Regions from separate parts of the Homo sapiens genome. Here region 2 is linked to region 1. A link is an interaction called in ENCODE POLR2A ChIA-PET data of the cell type or tissue named here. Cell type or tissue: A673. All regions are shown on one strand. Each heading gives the region's core, and the rest is flanking DNA. Links, peaks and the distances in the headings are about the cores only.

Region 1 (4,216 bases), core at 542-3,041:
CTCTTCTTACATAGAGTGCAAAAACGAAGTACACCCTTCACTGTATCGCTGACAAAGAACATTTTTGGATGTATTTGGATGGTGAATCAGTAATGTCCTTGGTGTCTGCTCATCTGCACTATCCAAAATTATCGAATAACCTCTCCCTGGAGAATGCTTGCCATGACTTATAATCATGGAGCTTAAGATCATGCTTTCCATGATCTTTATAAGCACCAAAGTTCACTCACTCATCCCACAAATGATCTCACTCAGGTCATTTGTGAATAAAGGAGTCCCACAGTGAAGGAGCTTTTGTGGGGTTTATAATCAAATGTTTTAGCAAAAGTAGGAATAAAACTCCAGATTAGCAGATTAGTTGGGTCTTTCTGTTGAATTTCTTCAATCTGTAGCATACATATGAGTTTGCAATACAACCTGACTAGAAAGTAGTATTTTCTCAAAATTAACTTAAGTGTATATGAAACATTTTTAAGAAGTGAGATTAGAGAAGGAAAATTTTTTTGATAACGGGAGGCTGTTCAACCATGTACAGCTGCATTCAGTGTCAAGACCACTTTCACCAGATATTAGCATTACAAGAATTTACATTCAGAAAACAACTTTTCACTCCTAAGTGAGACTTTGGTATAAAACACTGCAGTGGAAACTATATTTATTTATTTATTTATTTGTTTATTTATGTATTATTTTTTGAGACAGAGTCTCACTGTGTCACCCAGGCTGGAGTGCAGTGGTGTGATCTCAGTTCACTGCAACCTCTGCCTCCTGGGTTCAAGCAATTCTCCTGCCTCAGCCTCCCCAGTAGCTGGGATTACAGGGAAGCTCAACCATGCCCAGCTACTTTTTGTATTTTTAGTAGAGAGGAGGTTTCACCATGTTGGCAGGCTGGTCTTGCATTGCTGACCTCAAGTGATCCACCCACCTTGGCCTCCCAAAGTGCTGGGATTACAGGAGTGAGCCACTGCACCCAGCTGGAAACTATATTTAAAAATTATCTTATCTCATGAAAAGTTAGAGTGGGAGAAAAAAAGTACAACACAGAGAAACTAAAAAATTCATAAATGTCAAAGAAAAGTCAAAGAATTACCCCTCCATAATACATGCACTGCCATGTGCAAGGCCCGTTTCCTGCCTCAGAGGCAGCCTCGGAAATGCAGTCTTACCAGCTGATCAGAGTTGGCACAAGCCCTGACCCTTAGCTGTTGTTCTTAGCATGGGCCATAAGCCAAAGACCCATCCTGGTGATGACATTTCGGCATCCCAGAACCAGTGAAGGAAATGTTTGGGGCTGGGGACTCTTCCGTGACCTTACAATTCTGCCACCCATTTCATCAGCTTTTTTTTTTTTTAAGCTGTCATGAACTATTTCTGCAAGGTTGCTATAAAGAACACTGATTTTATATTTTTAAACATGTAAGCATTCACTAAGTCCAAAATTGACTATATATTACTAAGCCAGTAATCACATACAGAAATCTTACACTTGAGCTTTTCTTCATACGTTCCTTGAAGAAACACTGATAATCCTTTAACCCACTCTTTTACTTTTATGTAGTTATCATGGTCTTTGTCAAATGCAAAAAACACTGAAAGAAAAAGAATGCGTAACTGTATTGTAATTTAGTGCTATTTTGTAATTCAACAGTATGTAAGTATGGATAGAAAAATGTTTCTCCCAAATTGAGGGGGAGAAGTTTTGGCACAGTCTTCTTGAAAGAATCAAAATTACAGGAAATGTGTTTTCCGCTGTATTCTTGAAGAAAGAAAAGAGACATTCTCCATCATGAGCAATGATGAGTTTCGTTTGTGATGTTTTATACAGTTACTATGAGCCAAGGAGACACACAGTGGAGTTAATAGGATAATGCTTATTCTAAAAAAAAAAGTGGCAAAAATTATGTTCTAAAGAGTTTGCACAATACTTAAAGGTAAATTACTAAAATAATACATTATTTTTAAAATGGGAAACTTTAGTATTAGCCTATAAAAATAAGATATTTACTCTTTTTGAGATGATGAATATGTTAATCATTTTGATTGTGGTGATGGTTTCATAGGTGTATACATGCGTCAAAACTTACCAAATTCTATCTTAAAAATCTATTACTGGCTGGGTGCGGTGGTTCACGCCTGTAATCCCAGCACTTTGGGAGGCCAAGGAGGGCGGATCACCTGAGGTCAGGAGTTCGAGACCAGCCTGGCCAACATGGTGAAACCCTGTCTCTACTAAAAATACAAAAAATTAGCTGGGCATGGTGGCAGGCGCCTGTAATCCCAGCTACTCCGGAGGCTGAGGCAGGAGAATTGTTTGAACCCGAGAGTTGGAGGTTGCCTGAGCTGAGATTGCACCACTGCACTCCAGCCTGGTCAACAGAGCGAGACTCCATCTCGGAAAAAAAAAAAAATCTGTTACTGAAATTAACTGGATCACATTAAATAATTTTTTATTTTAAAGATATGATCTTTGATTTTTTTCAATATGATGAGTCATTACCATTTTTTATACTAACTGATACATGTTCATTTTTATGAGGAAAAAGAAGCCATTTAGTAATTTACATGTCTACAGCATGTGAATCTAAAGACATCATGATTAAAAGCTACAAACTGCATATCTTTTTTTTTTCTTTTTTTTTCTTTTTTTTTGTGTGACGGAGTCTCGCTCTGTCGCCCAGGCTGGAGTGCAGTTGCGCGATCTTGGCTCACTGCAAACTCCGCCTCCCAGGTTCACGCCATTCTCGTGCCTCAGCCTCCCGAGTAGCTGGGACTACAGGCGCCCGTCACCACGTCAGGCTAATTTTTTGTATTTTTAGTAGAGATGGGATTTCATTGTGTTAGCCAGGATGGTCTCGATACCCTGACCTTGTTATCTGCCCACCTCCGTCTTCCAAAGTGCTGAGATTTCAGGTGTGAACCACCACGCCTGGCCCTATTGGTTATTTCTCAAAGCTGTACACCTATGAGGTATGAAATTCTGAGTGAGTTTGTATTGAAAACTATCCTCACGATCAAACTAATTATGTTTGCAGCACTACACTTCTGGTATTATGCCTTTCTAGTTCGGAGTTAAAAAAATTCAGGCCTGGCACGGTGGCAGATCACGACGTCAGGAGTTCGAGACCAGCCTGGCCAACATAGTGAAACCCCATCGCTACTAAAAAATACAAAAGTTAGCCAGGTGTGGGGCACGTGCCTGTAGTCCCAGCTACTCGGGAGGTGAGGCAGGAGAATTGCTTGAACCCGGGAGGCAGAGGTTGCAGTGAGCCGAGATAGCGCCACTGCCCTCCAGCCTGGGCAACAGGGTGAGACTCCATCTCAAAAAAAAAAAAAAAAAAAAAATTCAAAGTCTTTCATGAAAATGGAATATGAGTAGTCTGCTATTTCAGATCGGCTGTTTTTAGTCTCTTATGACTTCTTATCCCTATTCATCAACATGTCATCAGTCATTCCTAATACATTGTGCAGGACCCCTCGAAAAGCGTTACGATCTAGCCCAGTGTTTCCAAATCTTCCATCAGCTCTTCCCACTAAGCTGTGGAAAAGTCTTATGAGACACTCTAGCTCACTTTTTTTGGCTGTAAAATGAAAAGGCAAATAAATACAACTTAGCTTTAATCATTAAGTTATTCAATCCAGTGAAATATATCTTACTAGCAGCTATTTTGTTCCTATGATGCTAGGTATTCTGATAGAAAAATATATATATGATATGGACTAGTTACTAAAGAGCTTACACAATTAATGTGAGCCTCACTTAGAAATTTCCTAAGACAGTATGCAACTGCTAAATCATGTAAGATAACGTTCACCACTATAGACATGTGAAGAAAGAAAAATCAGTATGGGAAAAGAGTTGGGCCATTTTCATGGGAGAACTAGACTGTGAACTGAGCCTTGAAGGATGCGTAGTATCTATGTAGGAAGAAATGTGTTGAGGGTGGTAAAGAGGAGGAAAATTCTAGGAAAATAGGATGACATGAGTAAAGGAAAGAGGTAGAATTTTAGGATTGAAATAGAACGTGCCTTACTGGAAGCATAATGAGCATAGCAAGGAGTTGGGAAGAAGAGAACAGCAAGGTTCAAGAGGATAGGCTGATGGTGGAGGGCCTTCAATGCCTGGTCAGAAGATTAATATTTACTATACAGAAGCAGTGTCATTTTAGACCATCTGTATGAGAATTAACCCCTTCTCCACTGCCCCATGCTTGCAGTT
Region 2 (4,216 bases), core at 1,179-3,678, 700 kb after region 1:
TGTCTGTATTAGAGAGGATTAGTATTGAGGTTTATGACTAGGTGAATTTATTTAGTGATCATGATAAAGACTTTCAATTTAGGATTATGTATCATTTAGGACAGGTGTCTTCTGCAGGTGGTACTAAGGGAGACTCTAACTATGGATCTGCAAAATCATTTAAGAGTTTTTCTTAGGTGCTCATGGCTAACAGTATTTAGTTGTGTTCTTTTTAACCATTAATGAAATTATGCTTCTCATAGCTTCAGATGCTTTGAGATTCTTAACCCTTCTTTCATAGCAAATCATATAAGTTCATTCATACAGTCCATTTGGCAAACACTTATGGAACCAGGCAGTTACTAATCATTGAAGATGCAGAGAGGTACAAGACTGTTCCTAACTCAACCTGAGTGGGGGAGACAAGCAAAAATAGATAATTGCAGAGGAGTAGAGGCACAACAGAGTTCAGCTAGGAGAGGATGTGGAGTAGGTAGAAATGTATTCAGGATCTTTTAGAGTTGGCGATTAATTTTTTTAAGAAAGATTACAGTTTTATGGGGTGAGTTGTTGAGTAGAGGTTGGGGACAAGGATACTGATTAAGAAGAAAACAGGAACATAAGGTATAGGAAATGGAGAAGGGTTGCATTGGAAGGACATTTAAAAAGCAGAATTTAAGATTGATGATTTTATTGGATTTGGAAGGTGGAAGAACCTGTGAAAGGCACTGGGATTGAAGGTGCTGTGATGTTGTCTTTTCTCAGAATAGACAGTATTGTTTTCTTTTAGAGAAAGTGTCTGATGAGATGTTCGAAAACAAAAGAAAAACAAAATTAAGATGTACACACTCGATTTTTCTCTGTATATCTTGATTTATGATGTGTCTTTTCTTCAGTGTTAGCCCCAGAAAGGACAGGCATGTGACACATATTAAAATACATCATCTTAATCACTTGATTGTGTTATAAAGCTGGATTAAAATGTGATCCAATAACCTTTTATTAAAATGTTCTATAAATCATTTTGCCCAAAACCTCTTTTTAAATTGTAACTTCAACAGTATTCCACTAGATGGCACTAAAAGCCTGAAGAAAAACAGGGTAGGCTTTAAAAGATAAGTTTATTTAAAATGCACACAGAAACTGATGAACCGGCTATCTTTGACGGATTATTATTGTTGTTCTAGTGGGATTTTAGGAGAACGTGCCATTTCCTCATGTAATCAGACATCTGGCCATTCATTATAAACTTACGTGGCATGTGGTTTTAGGGTATCTGTGATCTTGAAATAAGTTTTGAATCCTGTTTCATTTGGAAAGAGATAAAATCTATTTCTGTTCAGTGATTAATGACTTTTGTAATACTGACTGAATATTGAAAACTTCATGTTTTGTTCTTACTTCTAGCTCTGTTTAGATTTTGGTCACTAAACGCTTCTTTTTTTTTTTGCTTTCAGTTAGAGCCCTAACGTGATGTTAACTTTGGTAAGATTATAGCTTCCGTTTTCCCTATAACAGAATAGATTTTTTATGTTGACGAATGAAGAAATGCAAACAGTAAAAAAAAGTCTTTGATCAAAGATTTGCTGTGGCAAACCGCAAATCATGCTTGTAAAATTTCTCCACTTTCCTTCTCAACACACACACACACATACACTGCATTCTGCCATTGAGTTATATAATCAGCTATATAAGCACTATATTCTGCCACTGAGTTATATAATCAGGTGTATAATGTGGACTGGTCTAATGAGCTAAGTACAGAAAGAGGAGTTGGTGTGCATTTCATTTTTTATTCTATATATTTTTTTCAGAGTTTTGAAATCTGACCTGTGAAGTAAAGATTTGCATTCATATTTTTGTTTGAATAAAAACTAGTACTGAAGATTATGAGATTCCAAGCTGTTATGTGGGTTTAGAAATTAGGTTAAATTACTTTTCAAAATTGCAGAAAATATTGAGTTTAATAATGGTAAGGAAAACTGTTAAGCTGTCATAACTTTTTATAAAAGTGAATAGAATTAAGAGCCCTGAATTTGGATTAGTATTTTTAATTAGTGTGGTATTTTAGATAATTTAAAAGTAGTGATTAAATACAAAATTAGTAGTCTCTCTTTTTTTCCTCCTAAACTTGAATATATTCCCTTGAGTGATGAACTCTTAAGTGGAAAATTTTTTGGTAAAGTTATAGCCTAGTTCCTTAGAAACCACAAACATACTGGGAATGTATCATAATACCTTACATTTGAGGGCTCAAATTGTTTTACATAGCTGAATCCCCAATTCCCATAATACCTTTTTTGTTGTATTGAGAGGAAAAGTAGCTTTGCTAAATCAAAGATGTTGACTTAAATCTCTAATATGATTGTTTTTCTTCACTTTTCATAAAGTTATATTTCTGATGTACATTTATGTACATGTTCATGTAGCTTTATCTCAGACATGATCAAAATAGAAAAATAGACTAGGTGGTATTATATGCAACCTTATTGCATGTTGTGACTGCTGGAAAAACACAGCCTCTAAAACGTTGAATTCTGCTTGGTTTATTACATTAAGAAAATATTGAATATTTTTGCCTGTTTTTGATATAGCCTAACCTGAGGCAGTGATATGTGTTAAGATGTTTTACTTTTAGTGAAGAAAATATGGTTCTAATATACAAAAAATATGTTGAATTTAAACAAATCTCAGTTGTTGCATTTGTCTTTTGGCATACATGCAGACTCTCCCTTGTGACATTTTTCTATCCTGCGGAAGCCACCCTTTATTGCTTTAACCTGTTGTGCACTTTCTCGATTCAATATTTTTACTTTTGCTTTGCTTTATATTTGTAACCCTATTCTCCCAATTTCTAAATCTGAAATTCTACCTATTCTCTCATATTTTCCAAATGCCACCACTTCCATCAGATGTGAACCCACCGTCTGATGCCTTCATTCTGTTTGCATCACCCTCATGTTCTGCTGTGCATTGTCATTGCTTACTTATTCATCTGACCCCTCCTATTATTTTAACAACTGTTTGAGGGAAGAGCTATATTTTACTCATTTTCGTTCCTGTATGACCTAGTATGGGAAATTTTTACATAATGGGAATTTAAAAAATTGTTAAATGAAATTTGTTTTTTAGGGGAAGATAAGGTTATAGAGCTTTGAAAGTAGGCAGGTTAGTTTCTAATGATAGTATGGGAGAGAGATTTGATTTGTTCATTTTTTGCCTTTTATGCTTTTGTTTTCTCCTCTTTGTTATTCCAATTCATTACTTTAATTGTAGTTTTTTTCTCCAGCTTTAATTCTGGGGTAATGCTGATAATACTTTTTGCTTAGTTGATTACCATTGACAGCAAGTTGTGTGGCAGCACATTTGGTAGCCTGTAGTTGACAAATTATTTTTGGACTTTCAAGTTTTAGAGAGCATTTATATCACTATTAATGATACTATGTATTTATTAATTATTATGTGACATAAAATTTATTATAAAAATATTTTAAACATTTTTAAGACTGAAATATTTTATCCTAGACTTAGTTTGAATATCTAATATTATTATAATTTTTTTCTTAAATCATATGTTTAAGTATGGTGTAAGAAGTTCCATTTGGTATTCATTTCCCCCAATTTTGCCTTGTAATTTTTTTATAGGAAACTTTTTGTTCATTTTGTTTATGTAAAATTTGGGCTCACACCTATGTATTGGTTCTATTTTAGGTGAAGAATTATGTATTTTTGTACATCTCCCACCCTAGGGAATCAGTTTCTATTAAATTATGTAGTAATTGTGTTAAGAATAGGCAATCTGGTTGCTTCTGTTTATTTTTCTAATTTACATGTGTAAAATATTCCTAAATCAGTTCACATCGTTATCTCTAATTAAAAGAAAGAAATGTTTTACTAAGAGTTGGTGGAAAATTTTGACTATTGAAACAAGAGCATATTGTCTTTTCCTTTCCTTTTGTCTTATATTCATTTTTTGCAATTAACTGTAAATTAATTTTAGTTTGATCAGTGATTATCTATGGTGTGCCTTGGCACTGTGGAGCAGCGTGATGGAGAATGAAGAGAAATCTCAGTTCTCAAGAAGTGTACAGTCTGATTGAGCAGGCAGCCCTAACAGCGATGAAACATTTGGACAATGATTAGGTAGAAGCAGAGCTTTACAGACTGCTAGTTCAGTGGGACTAAAAAGAACACGGTGATCGGGATTCTAATCAGAAGGGGGTTTGAATAAGTTCCA

What was found. Peaks named below come from ENCODE experiments on the same cell type or tissue, not always from the same donor. Only the 100,000 strongest peaks of a DNase experiment are listed, where the experiment ranks them.
Region 2: POLR2A ChIA-PET joins it to region 1 with 6 read pairs; 2 of 35 experiments call an interaction of 5 or more read pairs at or near these places.

What each region holds. Positions count from the first base shown.
Region 1 is chr7:92,549,232-92,553,447 of GRCh38, forward strand. No RefSeq gene overlaps it. Among named protein-coding and RNA genes, the nearest start is that of RBM48, 23 kb to the left of the region's middle. In A673, for the core only: no CTCF peak of the experiment used is centred there; DNase peaks (open chromatin) are centred at 1,200 and 1,740; H3K4me3 peaks cover 762 bases; H3K27ac peaks cover 1,679 bases.
Region 2 is chr7:93,244,666-93,248,881 of GRCh38, forward strand. All of the region lies in intron 2 of VPS50 (VPS50 subunit of EARP/GARPII complex), which reads left to right. Among named protein-coding and RNA genes, the nearest start is that of VPS50, 14 kb to the left of the region's middle. In A673, for the core only: no CTCF peak of the experiment used is centred there; no DNase peak of the experiment used is centred there.